Linked DNA regions of Homo sapiens: region 2 is linked to region 1. A link is an interaction called in ENCODE POLR2A ChIA-PET data of the cell type or tissue named here. Cell type or tissue: A673. All regions are shown on one strand.

Region 1 (8,000 bases):
GCCCAGGCTGGAGTGCAATGGCACGATCTCCACTCACTGCAACCTCCACTTCCTGGGTTCAAGCGATTCTCCTGCTTCAGCCTCCCGAGTAGCTGGGATTACAGGCATGCGCCACCACACCCAGCTAATTTTGTATTTTTAGCAGAGACAGGGTTTCTCCGTGTTGGTCAGGCTGGTCTTGAACTCCTGACCTCAGGTGATCCATCCGCCTTGGCCTCCCAAAGTGTTGGGATTACAGGCGTGAGCCACCATGCCCAGTTGTAAATGAAATTTTTAAAGGCACTATTTTCTACCAAGGCCTGGCAAAAATGACCAGGTCTGAAGTTCTGGTGAGGGCTGATGAAATGGAAGGCCTATGGACAGTACTGGTCATGCAATGAATGGGTACGGCTGTTCTGAAGAGCATCAAGAAAACTGACTAAAACTGGAAACGCGTGTACCCTAAAACAGAATTGCCACACCCCTAGGAACTCACCCCAGGAAGACTCTTAAAAAGGTGCACAAGGGGACACATGAACAAATGTCCACTGCAGTAGGGTTTCCAATAGCAAAAAAAAAATCTAAAATTCCATCCATAGGAAAATGAGGCATATTCACAATGGAATATACTACAGCAGTTCCGATTCATAAACAAACTACACATACTAACAAGGATAGAGGGAAAAACGATGTTGAGAAAGCAAAGCCAGGTACAGTGACAGACAGTGTGATGCCACATCTGTACATCTGAAGCATGTAAAAACCTGACATATTCCTCAGCATTTATGTAAAAAGTACTGTTTGGGTGATAGAACAATGTAAATTCATGATTATGGTGCCTCAGGGCAGAGTGACACTGGGACAAGTGCAAAAGAATCAAAAGGGAACTGAACTTTTTAAAATTTTAACTTAACATAAACAACTGAGAAAGTCAATTCTGTGTGATAGAAGCAAGGTGTTTTCATATTATTCTTTAGTGACAGGGTCTCACTCTGTTGCCCAGGCTGGAGTGCAGTGGTGCGATCACAGCTCACTGGAACCCTGAACTCCTGGGCTCCAGTGATCCTCCTGCCTCAGCCTCCCAAGTAGCTGGAACTACAGGTGTGTGCCACCACACCCAGCTGATTTTTAAAATTCTTGTAGAGATGGGATCTCACTATGTTATCTGGGCTGGACTCCTGGCCTCAAGCAGTCCTCCTGCCTTGGTCTCCCAAAGTGTTGAGATCACAGGTGTGAGTCACTGCTCCTGGCTGGAATGTTGTTTTGAAAAATGTGTTCAGGCTCTGAGAATGGCTGCAGAGCTCAGCAGGGCATGGGCCAAGACCTCCAACACAGGGAATCGTGCTGCACAGACCAGGTGGGGTGATGAAGCACCCAGCCGCCCTCCTCACCAGGCTGTCTATGTGGTTCTAACATGGTCTGGTGGCCAGGGAAAGGGCTCTGGATGGGAGCCCAGAGACTCAGCCCTGCCATCAAGGCGTGTCCTAACTGCCCAAGGCAGGGGTGGAGCACCCTTGTCTCGGCAGCTCTCTCCACCTATCTGCAGTCTTGGACTCTTACTGCTGCTCCCGAGCCGCCATGTGCAGGGAGTCCATGATGAGTCGAACCGCCTCTGCAATCTGCTTGGCCCGGACCGTGTGCTGCTCAAACTTGGTCTTCACTGCAGACTGGGAGATGCACTCCTGGAACACACAGAGGCACGGAGGGAGGTGGGGGCCACCAGGGGCCTACAACCAAGGGCCAGACTCTGGTTTTCACTGCCAGGGACACAGCCAATGGGAGCTGGGGAGGCACAGAATCGCCAGATACCAGAATCAGAGGACTCACCTCAAATCTCCTCTCAAAATTCTGAAACTCAAACATCCTCACTTGAAAGCCTTCTGCGAGAGCGCCCCCTAGGAGGATTGTACTGCATTAGTCCAGAAACAACTTGGCAGCAGAGGAAAACGATGAAATCCCCAGAAACCAAGCCACTGGCTAAAGAGCAAGAGCCTCTCTGCTCTTCTCAGCATCCCCTTCTCAGAAGGATTTTCTACTGACAGACTCCTCAGCACGAGACAAAATGTCTCAAACATCAGAGAAAAGGAGGACATCTGTTCTCATCATTACCTCCTTCAGGCATGCCCTGGGCTTTCTGAATCCTGGCGTTGAGCACCTCCTTAGCAGACACAAAGAAGATGCGGTCCCCGGCCTGGGATCGATCCACCACGCCCAGCTCATCCACCAGGAAGCTGGTACAACGCTCCATGTGCTGCCGCCGCACCTGGAGCCCAAACAAATGTGTCCAGAGTGAGTGTAGGTGGCCCCACAGCCCCCACCTGCCTCTTTTATTAAAAGAATAGGTCATAAGAGGCTGGGCATGGTGGCTGACGCCTGTAATCCCAGCACTTTGGGAAGCCAAGGCAGGTGGATCACTTGAGGTCGGGAGTTCAAGACCAGCCTGGCCACCATGGTGAAACCCTGTCTCTACTAAAAATACAAAAAAATTAGCCAGGCATGGTGGCAGGCGCCTGTAATCCCAGCTACTCAGGAGGCTGAGGCAGGAGAATCACTTGAACCTGGAGGCGGAGGTTGCAGTGAGCCAAGATAGCACCACTGCACTCCAGCCTGGGCGACAGAGTGAGGGAAAAAAAAGAATAGGCAATATATTCACATGGCTCAACAGCCAAAGGCACAAACACATACACAGTGTAATGTCCCCCACTATTCTGCTCTCTCACCACCAAGTTTCCCAGACCAACGTGTGGGGGTTACTTGGCAGTGAGCGTGCCAAAGATATTTTATGCATATACAAGCAGAAATGCTTAAACGTGCCCTAGACTGCCTCTTGTTAAGCCTATATAGTGCCTCATTTTGGTGCCCTGGCAGGAAAGGAACCCTGAGGTCAAGAAACCTAAATCTGGGACCTATACTCTGACAAGCTGTGTCCTCCTGGGGCATTGTTTATAAAAGGAGTGGGCATCACTAGAACATCCCTCCTGGCTCTGACATCCTGGGGTTCTACCGATAAAATGTGACAATAGCTTCTTGTAGACACCTACCACGTGTCAGGTGTTTTTGACAGATTTCATCCTCTCAACAAGTCTATTTATCACACCATCACACTGGCCAGGAAATTGGATTACCAGAAGGGTCAAGGAAGCTAACAAAGTCACACTGCCTAGTGTCAGTCACAAGCGGGCACAGTGGCTCACGCCCGTAATCCCAGCACTTTGGGAGGCCGAGGCGGGCGGATCACTTAAGGTCAGGAGTTCAAGACCAGCCTGGCCAACATGGTGAAACCCCATCTCTATTAAAAATACAAAAATTAGCCAGGTGTGGTGGCGGGTGCCTGTAATCCCAGCTACTCGGGAGGCTGAGGCAGAATTGCTTGAACCCTGGAGGTGGAGGTTGCAGTGAGCCGAGATTGTGCCACTGCACTCCAGCCTGGGTGACAAGAGCAAAACTCCATCTCGAAAAAAATAAATAATTTGGACTCTGGCCTACTGACTGCAACTGCATGTTTTATCATCCCATATTGCCATATTATCAATCTTATTACCCTTTATTTGTTTAATTATTTTTTGTGAGACGGAATCTCACTCTCTTGCCCAGGCTGGAGTACAGTGGCACAATCTCAGCTCACTGCAAGCTCCACCTCCCGGGTTCACGCCGTTCTCCTGCCTTAGCCTCCCGCGTAGCTGGGACTACAGGCGCCTGCCACCATCACACCCGGCTAATTTTTTGTATTTTTAGTAGACACGGGGTTTCACCACGTTAGCCAGGATGGTCTCGATCTCCTGACCTCGTGATCCGCCCACATCGGCCTCCCAAAGTGCTGGGATTACAGGCGTGAGCCACCGCGCCCGGCCTACCCTTTATTTTTTTGGAGATGGCGTTTTGCTACGTCGCCCAAGGTGGTTTCAAATTCCTACTCTCAAGGGATCCTCTCTCAGCCTATAGGTGTGCACCACCATGCCGTTTGTTACCCTTTTGTCTTTCATTTCACATATTTAAAGAGTTGTGAGGCCAGGCGTGGTGGCTCATGCCTGTAATCCCAGCACTTTGGGAGGCTGAGGCAGGTGGATCACCTGAGCCCAGGAGTTCAAAACCAGCGTGGGCAACATGACAAAACCCCGTCTCTACCAAAAATACAAAAATTAGCCAGCCTCATAACCCAGTCTCTAAATAAATAAGTAAATAGCTAAGAGTTGTAAGTCACCAGTAAGAACCAGTTATTCTCCATTCCTCTTTCCAGCCTCTTTCCCAGAGGCCTCCCTAGAGCTGAGCCTGTTCTGTATTAATTCCTCAGAAACCAAACTGAGCACCGGCACTGAAGATGCACTAATGCAGCAGGGATCCTTTTTAGGCCTAGGGGAGAGTGGCTTGAAGAGGGGGTGCATCCAGCAAAGTGGATGGGAGAGGGGAAAGACCACCAGAAGATACCACAGAAGAGTATTTGGAGAATTCTTTGGCAATAAAATTAATTCAGGGAAGTCACTAGATCCAGGGGTGCAGGAAGTGGCCCCAGTGGCAGGCAGTGCTCCCTCGGGGTTGCATTCCCCAAACTGCCAAACAGAAGCACGAACCTCCTCCATGTACTCGGGCTCTGAGGCAGATGCATCCCAGCGGTTGTTCAGGATGAAGATGTTTGGCCGGGAGAGACGCTCACTCACCTTGTGGAAGAAGTGCTTTTCCTAGATAAAGGGTAAGACCTCGGTGGAGCAGGAGCTTGACAGCCAAGGCCCCATCAGCTGCCTGCCCAGGGGGTGCTGGGAGCTTGGGAGAAGGCAGAGGAGGAGTTACCGTCTGCATCAGGGTGGACTCTGAGTTGGCCACCAGCACAAACACATCAGCATCCAGACAAAACTTGTCAATCCAGCTGTCCAGCTCTGTGGTGACATCAATACCAGGGCTAAAGGTGACAGGGGTAAACCAAATCATCAGGCAGAGCAGGAGCCCTATTCTTCCTGCTGAGAACAGACCTGGGACTTGTGAGGCAGGCAGGTCATGGAGGAGAAAGCCAGGGACGGGAGAGAAATCAGGCCTGGCCCTCATTAACGGATTTTACTTCCCATTTCCTATCCTTCCAGATTGCCTGGAAATGAGTGTTTTGTTTTGTTTTGTTTTGTTTTTGGATATAGAGTCTTGCTCTGTCGCCCGGGCTGGAGTGCAATGGCACGATCTCGGCTCACTGCAACCTCCGCCTCCCAGGTTCAAGCGATCCTCCTGCCTCAGCCTCCCAAGTAGCTGGCACTACAGGCACGCACCACCATGCCCAGCTAATTTTTTTGTATTTTTAGTAGAGACAGGGTTTCACCATGTTGGTCAGGCTGGTCTCGATCTCTTGACCTCCTGATCTGCCCGCCTCAGCTTCCCAAAGTGCTAGGATTACAGGCATGAGCCACCGTGCCTGGCAGAAATGAGTGTTTTTAAACACATATATCTATTGCTTTTATAAAAACAGAATTACTTGTAATTCTACTTTAAAGATGATATACCAGGCGGGGCACAGTGGCTCATGCCCGTAATCCCAGCACTTTGGGAGGCTAAGGTGGGCGGATCATGAGGTCAGCAGTTCAAGACCAGCCTGGCCAACATGGTGAAACCCCGTCTCTACTAAAAATACAAAATTTAGCCAGGCATGGTGGCGGGCACCTGTAATCCCAGCTACTCCAGAGGCTGAGGCAGGAGAATCACTTGAACCCGGGAGGCGGAGGTTGCAGTGAGCCGAGACTGCACCACTGCACTCCAGCCTGGGTGACAGAGCAAGACTCTGTCTCAAAAAAAAAAAAAAAAAAAAAAGATGATATACAATTAAGGTGAAGTTGTGACTTGATGTGAGTCCAGATAAACACTACAATACTGTACATGTTGGTATAGTTATAACCAGTCCACCAAGCCAAGGCAAAGTGTTTCTTCAAGGGAAATAAAATACACCTCTGACTCCGCCACAACTCCCCACCCCCAGTACACATGCTGGCACTGGGCTGAGATTGAGAACCTCCCCCACCAACTTTTGAGCATCCCTCCTATCTTTTACAGACCATCCCTGGGACATCTGCAGGGTACTGATAAATAGGTATAGTAACCAGACTCCAGAGGAAAGCCAAGAGGCCAGAGGATTTGGTTGAGCCCATCTGAAAGGTAGTAATACTTAAGCAGAGCAAGGATGGGGCCCAGGGACCCTGGCCTAGATTATCCAGAAATGGAAACCTGGTGCCTTCCAGTTTGGACCTCCTAGGAGGGCACCTCCCTCTTACCTGTCCATCAAAACGAGGTCATCCTTCAGAAGTGGGCACTTAGAGTTGGGCCACATCACACTCACTAGGCTGCCGGCATGGAGCTGCTTGTCCTGGTGGAGGGCATGGGCCAGCTGGTTCACAGTCTGATGGCAGAGGAAGGAAAGAAAGAGGCTGAGGAGGAACCACCAGGCCAGGAGATTTCCTGTGCCGCTGCATCACAGCACAGTGGCTGGGAATGCTGCCCATCTGCTACCCTTTCTTCTTCCACATATAAAAAGTTAACAGCTGGGAGTTGTCAATAAGAACCCACTTTCTTCACTGCTCTTTTGAGCTTCTTTCCCGGATATCACCCTAAAGTCATCTGTTCTGCACTGATTGATTCTTTTTTTTTTTTTTTTTTTGAGACGGAGTCTCGCTCTGTCACCCAGGTTTGGAGTACAGTGGCGTGATCTCAGCTCACCACAACCTCCACCTCCTGGGTTCAAGCAGTCCTCCTGCCTCAGCCTCGCGACTAGCTGGGATTACAGGTGCCTACCACCACGCCCAGCTAATTTTTGTATTTTTAGTAGAGATGGGGTTTCACCATGTTGGCCAGGCTGGTCTTGAACTCCTGACCTCAAATGATCCATCCACCTCGGCCTCCCAAAGTGCTGGGATTACAGGCGTGAGCCACCGTGCCCGACCAATTGATTCTTTATGAAGCAAATTGAGCATCTGGCCCCAAACAAGAATGCAGCTGCCTCTCAGAAAACTCAGAGTGTCGGTCCCTGACTGATAGGTCAGAGACACACAGCAAATGCAGGAATTCCTCTCTGGCAATATCCCAAGGAAGAACACAGCACATACTGTCTTCCTTAATTAGTGAAGAGAGGTCAGTGGCCACTCAGAGCTGTATGAGGAACAGCAGGGTCCTCATTCTTGGTGATCCACGTTTCTGAAAACCACCTCCGCCAGCCCCCAAAAGCTCTTACATCCTTCAAAAAGTTCATCTAAAATAGGGTCTCCCATTCACCTCCACAGGGTGGTGCTGCCCCCTCCCTAGAGGTGAGGTCAGCCGTGTCACAACGGAGGACTTGCTCCCCCAGCAGGCACAGGGCTGACAGCCAGCCTGGCACCCTCACCTTGGCACTCCTCTTTTCCTCTGAGCCCTCGGTAAGGAGAAAGGCCTCATGGCCATCTGTGCCCTCTACCCGCAGGAAGCAATTGGTGGTGTGGCCAATCCCAGAGGGCAGAACTTTGTCCCAGAGCATGGCATTGATCACGGTGCTCTTCCCATTGCTCGTCCTAGAAGGAAGTAACAGCTGTCAGCAAAGCCACCAGTATCTGACCTGAATTACTTTCACAACGCAGATACCAGCCTGGAAGGCCAAAGCCCTATTCAGTGCAATGTTGCCAGTGCCCAGACAGTGCTGAGAGACAAAGAGTAGGCACTGTTTATTAAAATGAATAAACACCCCCAGGCCCAAACCTCTGACATGCCCCTGGTTCATCATTTCAGATCAATCTACAAGAGGCTCACTGCGTGCTGTCTGCCCCTTGAATCACACAGCCACCCTCAGCAACACTTATAGAGACTGTCTGTCTGTCTCCAAAGTTTAATTCAGGCCTACCTGAAACACCGACTAACCCCCAGAGTGTCTTCCTCAGTCTAAATGACCCCAGTGTTTCCTACACAGGGCATGTTTCGCTGCTTTTCTCCCATCACGCTCCTCCTTACACATGAAGCTCCACCTTGTGAGTCCCAGCTGACAACTGCCAGGCTAAAGGGAAGGTTACTTTCTCATTCTTTTTTTTTTT
Region 2 (8,000 bases), 1.4 Mb after region 1:
GCAAGGGTTCACGAGGTGGAGAGGGACTGGGACCAGCACAGAGGGCAAGAAGGGAGTGGGGCAATGTCTCAGGAGAACACATTGCTGCTGCTGTGAAGGGCAGCCAGTCTTCATGGAAGATCACCTGGCCCCGTTCTCTTCTCTTTATTTGTATTAAGTAATCTTTTTAGAGATGGGCTCTTGTTATGTTGCCCAGGCTGGAGTGCAGTGGCGATCCACAGGCATGTCCCACTGCTGATCAGAATGGGAGTTTTGACCGGCTCCATTTCTGACCTCCTTAGGCGACCTCGTGGTCCCCTGCTCCAGGAGGTCACCATATTGATGCAGAACTTAGTGCAGAACCCCGATCAGCACAGTGCCCCGTAGCCCGGAACTCCTGGACTCAAGGAATCCTCTCACCTCAGCCTCCCAAGCAGATGGACTACAGGCGAGCAGCACCGCGCCCGGCCGATTCTCTTTAGAACGGCACATAGCAAAGTGCCCTCCTGAATGCAATTCTACTTGACGTGGGGAGAGTTTCCACCTTCACTCTTTCCCATGCCCAGTTCACAAAGTGCTCCCACGTCCACAACCTCATCTGATCCTCCAAGGCACGCGGGAGAGCCCCGTCTCCACTGCGAACACCTTTCTGGAGCGGCCATCTCCAGGCCACGTGGCGGGTGCTCTGCCTCCCCCCGAAGGATCTGTCATCAGGAGGGGCGTGGGTGGGACACAGACCAGCGGGGAAGGCGATCACAGCACCAGTGGAGAGCTATCCGGAAGGCGCCCCCACAGTGTGCTGCTCATCTGGGAGAAAGGGGGAGAGGGAAAATCAGCAGCGTTCTGAACTCTGGGAAGGAACGTCACAACACGGCCGAGTGAAGCTGAAGGACTTGCTGCTTGAGAGACTTCTGCCCTCAGTTCTCACCTGTGCCTGTAAGTTTTCAGAGGTACCTTCCATGTCCTGGCGTTTTATGACCACAGGGGAGGAGAAGGCCCGTTCTTTCCTTCAGCTCAGGGCAGGATGTGGCATGAGGGGGAAGGGGCTGCTGGCACGCAGCCCCACCAGGCGGATCCAAGTCGCAAAGACCTCCGAGTGGGCAAGGAGACACCCCCTCCCCCAGGGCTGCTGAATGGCACTCTCAGGGGGCAGAGACGACAGGGCTGGAGGGGCCTGGAGTCCCTCCTTGGCCACCAAACTCCCTCCCTGCCTGCGGATTCCATGCGAGACTCCCCGGTGTGTCCTAGCCCTGGAATCTCGGTCCCAAAACTGTAATCAACATAGGGCCTCTCCCTCAGTCCCCAACTCCCATTTCTGTTTTACACTTTTTGAACAGGTAGCACGCATACAGTTTACTCATCGAATAGCACAGGGCAGTCTGTGAAAAAAGGCTTCCCCACCACCAACAGCCATTAGTAGTCTTACATTTATCCTTCCAGTGAGTCTGTGTGCACACCTAAGGTGGCACAGGATGTCTTCTCTTCCTTCACGTTTCCCCATCTCTCAATCTTGTTTTCTACAGCTGCAGGATATTCCACTTCACCTGCCCTCCGATGGGCACCCAGCTCATTTCCAACTTTCTACTACTGCACACCACGCTGCCATCAACAACGTGCACACGTGCCATCTCCCACATGGGGACACGCACCCTGTGAGCCTCAGAACCCCCAGAGGGTGGTCCCAGGGCGTGTGCATTTGCAGTTTTGAGAAATACTGCCACCCTGCCTCCATGGGGCCGATAATTCACCCTGAGCCGCTGCGCAATGCCTGCTTCCCCACGGCTGCGCCCACACAATGCACGATTCAAACGCAGAGATTCCTGCCAATACCACAGCAGGAAAACAGAAGTTCACTCTAGTTCTAATTTGCATTGATCTCATTTTGAGTGAGGATTGAGCATGTTTTCATCAGCATTTCCTTTTCGGTGTACTGTATGCTCTCCACTTTTCTACTTGATTTCTTTTCCCTTGTCACTTTAGAGAGACTTTTTATATAGCAGGGATATTAGCCCGCTGTCTGTGATCTGCATCGCAAACATCTTCTCTGGTTTATTTTTCTTTTGACTCTGCTAATGGTGTTTTGTCGCATGCAGAGGTTTTTATACAAATTTATCAATCTATTCTTTTATGGGTTCTGGGGTTTGTGTTATGGTTAGCAAGGACTTCCCCCACTCCCTTCCCAGGCTGTGCAGTGACACTCGGTGTCTAAGAAACTGCCATGGGAAGGGGACAGTGCTACTTCACTGATGGTGGACACCCCCACCCGACACAAATCACCTCTCGTTATACAGGGAGCTCTAAGAGCACTGAGGCAGACGGATCTTTCACCTCGACCCCAAGGAGCCGGGCACTTGGAGTCCTGGTCAGGTGTCTCTTCTGTCTCCCCTCTTCTAGCCAGCTTTGCTTGGCGCTCCAGATACAAAACCTGACATCTAGTGCAAGTCCATTTTCAGGAGGAAAAAGTGAAGACAGAGCAACCTGGCCACCCCGCTCTCTCAGAGTCCCTGCTCAGGAGGGCCTTCATCCATACCCGGAACATCCCTCCCTGCAGCCAAAATCCTCAGGCAGAACAAGTGCAGAACGGGGCCCACGGCCCGAATACCATATTCACCACTGATTTCTCAGACACCATGAAGCCTCTTGCAAGAAAGCAGCTGTGACTTGGCTGAAAGCTTGACCAGCACCTGGAGTTTGCTGGATTCCTCTGCTCACCCGCAAACATCCCGCCATGAGAAGGACAGCCTTCTCTGGGGCCCTCTGGGCTGTCAAGGCTGAGCAGACGCTGGCTGTGTGGGTTGAGGACCAGGACCCTCCCAATAGCTGCCTCACTTTCCAGAGTTCTGAGCTATTCCAGCCCCAAGAAACACCTGTGGTCCCTGCAGCCTCACCCTTCACCCCTCACCGCTCCTCATTCCTGCCATGCTCACGTTAAGAACATTTTATTGCCCCCTGGTTTTCATTATTAATGAAAAGGGACCAGAATGATCTTTCCTAAAGTTCAGAGAGTCTATAAAGACAAGAAGCTGAAATGCCATTTTACTCGTTTTGGAGATGTGTGATACAATTCTGTCTTGTGGCAAAATGAAAAAAGAGAAAAACTCGGATAGAGATGACTCCTACCCGCTGTGTGGCTCTCAGAGGGTAACAGACCAGGCTACTGCAAAAACATTAGCACAGTCCACACTAGCTCAAACTCCCAGCCACGACCACCTCAAGTCCTGCCCCTCCCCACCCTGGGGCCTATTTTTTCCAAGTCTGGTGCAGACCCCGCAAGGGAACTGAGAGCAGGGCGCCTGGGAACACACCTCCCCGCCACCAGGCTCCCTGAATGTCCGGAGGTATAAAGACAAGGGCAGGAGATGGGGCAGTCACTCTTCTCTAGCTGGGAAGAAAAGGAAGAGAATGAGTGGGCTTTTTAAATGCTTCGAGTCTCCACTCTGGAAGCAGGGACTGGCCTGCCATGCAGACAAGGCAGACAAGGTAGCAAGTGGGCAACAAGCCTGGGGTCAGAAACCCTCATGCCACCACCAGCCAGGGGGGTTCCAAGGACATTTTTCTCTTCTTATCAAGCACTGACTGAAGGTGGCAGGGCTTTGTGAGCCCCAAAGAATCCAAGAACAGGCGATATCTTCACTCTCACTCAGAGCCCAGCTGTCTAAGGACCGGCGCCCTAGCTGCGTGGCAGGGGTTCCTCACCAGTACCAAAGCCCTGGCATCTCTGTGAAGGCTGAAGAGACGGGCATCTGTGGTGGCAATCCTCATCCTGCACACCTGGGCCTTCCTGGACTGCCTCTACGCTGTGGCGCTGTGGGCTGCAATGAGGTCAGGGGATAAACTGCTATAGAGCAAAGGGCATGGAGCTCTTCAAAACCCAACCTTCCAAGGACTCCACGAACTAGCTTAAGCTCTGCCCGGCTCCATGGAGGTCAGCCTGCGCAAAGGCTCCAGTTTGGGTAAAACCATGGTAGAGCGGGGGCAGGAGAGGTGCATCCCCACAGCTCCTAACTATTCACTGAACACCAACAAAACCAACATGACTCTGTTTCTTTATACCTCCACCAACCAAATTCTCACCTAACAGGTGAGAACAAACATCATCAACTAAGAACACATGCACAGGACTAGGACTTGTGCATACAACACGGCAATGTTGAGCCTGAAACCTTGCTGAGCAAGTCACAGACCGATCCACACCATGGAAATCCTGCAATCCAGTAAAGGTTCATCGGCAACACAGAGCTGAGAGCTGTCACGGAACCATCCTGCCGAGACAACAGGCACTCCAGTGATGTGCTGGCTGACAAGAGGGAGAGAACTCTCACGTCCTTGGGGAGGCTGGCAGCCCAAGCATGGGCAAGGCAGTGGTAGAAACGGGGCCAGCCCATTGAGGTCGCCTCCAGGCTCATCAGGGTTGGAGCCATGTCTCTATACAGCAGTGTCTCTAGCTTCTCACATCAGCCCATCAGCTTCGCTCAGAAGCCACCCTGAAAATTAAATGACAAGACAGGCTCACTCCCAGTAAGGTCCTGGAATAAAGCCAGCCCACCAAATCAGTGCTTGCTACAGCACAGAGGTGGAGAGCACAAGTGCAGAGAGACGGGGACCTGGCTGGGCTGAGAAGGGCTGGCTATAGCTTGGGGGCGGGGTGGGCCCTGAAGCACATGGCTGTGGATGGCTGGCAGTGGGCAGAAAGACAGGCCCAGAGAGCAGCAACAGAAACAGATCGTCTCTGCTCTGAACAGAAGGACTTGGCAGCCTGGATGGCAAAAGGCACCACAGTAGCCCAACAGTAGTCCTGTTGGAAAATGCAAAGCCTGTATTTACACGTACATCCCATGAAAGACAATCTTTTCCACTTTTCATGGGCTACAATGCCATTAGCAGTGTCATCTTTAGGCAGGAAGGACACCGAGAGGCATATCTATATCCCCTGTCCATAGATTAAAAAATATGAGCTCTAATTAAGCTGTTAAGAATTCAGAAGAGTCCAGAAATAGACCCATGCTTACATGGTCAACTGATTTTTGATAGAGGCCAAGGTAGCTCTATGGGGAAAGGATAATTTTTGCAACAGCCATGCTGAACAACTGGATATCCATAGGAAAAAAAAATGAACCTTGACTCTCACCTTATACCATACACAAAAATTAACTCAAAATGGGTCACACCTAAACAAGAAAGCAAAAACTATAAAACTTCTATAAGAAATCAGAAAACATAGAAGAAAATCTTTGCAACCTTGGGGTAAACAAAAACATCTTAAGATATAAGAAGCATGAACCAAAAAGGAAAAAACTGATCAAATGGACACCATCAAAATTTAAAGCTTTTGCTTTTCAAAAGGCACTGTCAAGAAAATGAAGAGACAAGCCATAGGCTGGGAGAAAATATCTGCCAAGCATATATCTGACAAAGCACTTGTAACTAGAATACATAAAGAGCTCTGACAATTCAATAATAATAAAAAGACAAAGTGGCTTTTAAAATGGGCATAAGATTGGAAGAGACTCTGTACAAAAGATATACGAATGGCCAATAAGTACATGAAAATATGCTTGATGTCATTAGCCATTAGGGAAATCCAAATTAAAAGTACTATACAATAAGGTTCCATTACATACACATTAGAATGGCTAAACTCAAAAATGAGACTATCGGGTGTTGACAAAGATATGGAGCAACTGAAACTCTTACATATTGCTGATGGGAACACAAACGCTACAACCATTTTGGGAAATAGTTTGACAGTTTCTTTTAAAGTTAAACATGGACCTAACATGTGACTAAGCCATTCCACTCCTAGGAAATGAAAGTATAAGTGCACATAAAGATTTATACATGAATGTTCACAGCAGCTTTACTCATAATAGCCCCAAACTGGGAGCAAGCCAGATGACTACCAACTGGTCAACAGATAAAGAAATTGCGGTACATGGAGCAACAGAAGTTGGCACTATAGCCAGTTGGCCAATCCTACTTTAGCCTATTTTTATGTAGCCATGAGCTAAGAATGGCTATTAATTTTTTTTTTATTTCGGTGGGGGGACAGAGTCTTGCTCTGTCACCCAGGCTGGAGTGCAGTGGCGCAATCTCAGCTCACTGCAACCTGTACCTCCTGGGTTCAAGTGATTCTCCTGCCTCAGCCTCCCAAGTAGCTGGAACTACAGGCATGCCACCAGGCTCAGCTAATTTTTATATTTTTAGTACAGACAGGGTTTCACCATGCTGGCCAGGCATGGTGACCTCAAACTCCTGACCTCAAACTCCTGACCTCAAGTGATCCACCCAACTCACATCCCAAAGTGCTGGGATTACAGGCGTGAGCAACCGCACCCAGCCTGGTTATTAAATTTTTAAAGAATTGTGGTCATGGGAAAGGGAGAAGAAGAACAGGAAGAGGAAGAAGGAGGAGAAAGAAGAGAGGATGAAGGGAGAAGAGAAAAAGGTGAGAAGGAAAACATGTGACAGAGATATGTGGCTCACAAAGTCTAAAATATACCCATTTAAAGAAAAAGTCCAGGCAGTGGCTCATGCCTGTAATCCCAGCACTTTGGGAGGCCAAGGCGGACGGATCACCTGAGGTCAGGAGTTCAGGAGTTCGAGACCAGCCTGACCAACATGGAGAAACCTCGTCTCTACTGAAAATACAAAATTATCCAGGCGTGGTAGCGCATGCCTATAATCCCAGCTACTCGGGAGGCTGAGGCAGGAGAATCACTTGAACCCACCCGGGAGGCAGAGGTTACAGTGAGCCAAGATCACGCCATTGCACTCCAGCCTGGGCAACAAGAGTGAAACTCCATCTCAAAAAAAAAAGAAAAACGAAAAAGAAAGCCCACTGATCTCTGGAATACAACTCAGTAATGAAAAAGAATGATATCTCTCTCTCTCTGTGTATATATATATGTGTGTGTGTGTGTGTGTGTGTGTGTATATATATATATATATGTAAAGTTATATATATTTGTGTATAATATATATAAATATATAATAAATATACTCTGGGCAACAGAGTGAGATGGTGTCTCCAAAAAACTAACACTATAAAACTTCCTAGAAGACAATATAGGAGAAAGTCTCTTCAACCTTGGGGTAGACAAAGGCTTCTTAGGATGCAAAAACCATGAATCACAATCATGATATAGACATAAACAGTTCATTCCTTTTATATGTATTTTCCAAATATATATTACATATATTTACATATAATATAGAAATGCATATATAAATTATATATGAATAAAATTATATGTATTTATATAAATATGTATTTATATATCAATACATATATATGTATATAAAAACATGAATCAATCTCAAAACCATTATGTTACGGTAAAGAAACCAGACACAGAAGTCTACATACTATATGGTTCCATTTATACAAAATGTTTTATTTTTATTTATTTATTTATTTTTTGAGATGGAGCTTCGTTCGGTCACCCAGGCTGGAGTACAATGGTGCAATCTCAACTCACTGCAACCTCCGCCTCCCGGGTTCATGGGATTCTCCTGCCTCATCCTCTCGAGTAGCTGGGATTACAGGCGCCCGCCACCACGGCCAGCTAATTTTTGTACGTTTAGTAGAGACAGGGTTTCACCATGTTGGCCAGGCTGGTCTCGAACTCCTGACCTCAGGTGATCCGCCCTCCTCAGCCTCCCAAAGTGCTGGAATTACAGGCATGAGCCACTGCACCTGTTCTATAAGAAATGTTTGAAAAGGCACAAGGAACTACAGTGACAGAGCAGAGATTGGTGGTTAACAGAAACCAGAGGCAGGGGAAAAGGACGACATAAAGGGCACAAAGCAACTTTCTGGGGTGATAGAAATTTTCTATATTGTGATTGTAGTGTTGGTTACAGGAGTTAAATGAGTTACAACTTGTTTGTACAACTCATTGAATTGTATACTTAAAATTGATGTATCTTATTGTATGTAAATTATACTTACAAAAAGCTAATTAGAAAGAAAAGAATTAAGAAGGATCCAGAAACATAAAACTACCACATCCAGCAATTCC

What was found. ChIA-PET counts read pairs that join two places held together with the same protein. Peaks named below come from ENCODE experiments on the same cell type or tissue, not always from the same donor. Only the 100,000 strongest peaks of a DNase experiment are listed, where the experiment ranks them.
Region 2: POLR2A ChIA-PET joins it to region 1 with 11 read pairs; 2 of 35 experiments call an interaction of 5 or more read pairs at or near these places.

What each region holds. Positions count from the first base shown.
Region 1 is chr1:11,995,643-12,003,642 of GRCh38, reverse strand. MFN2 (mitofusin 2) reads right to left here. Exons shown (of 19, transcript NM_014874.4): 5 at 7,325-7,487; 6 at 6,222-6,346; 7 at 4,765-4,873; 8 at 4,548-4,655; 9 at 2,089-2,242; 10 at 1,807-1,874; 11 at 1,540-1,661. Among named protein-coding and RNA genes, the nearest start is that of MFN2, 19 kb to the right of the region's middle. RefSeq lists an enhancer at 1,916-2,845. In A673, CTCF peaks have their summits at 1,672 (motif pointing right) and 1,871; a DNase peak (open chromatin) is centred at 1,882; H3K27ac peaks cover 3,517 bases.
Region 2 is chr1:10,609,284-10,617,283 of GRCh38, reverse strand. The region is part of intron 4 of PEX14 (peroxisomal biogenesis factor 14); the gene reads right to left. It also overlaps the pseudogene RN7SL614P. Among named protein-coding and RNA genes, the nearest start is that of PEX14, 140 kb to the right of the region's middle. RefSeq lists enhancers at 383-1,066, 1,067-1,752. In A673, no CTCF peak of the experiment used is centred here; a DNase peak (open chromatin) is centred at 1,783; H3K27ac peaks cover 1,910 bases.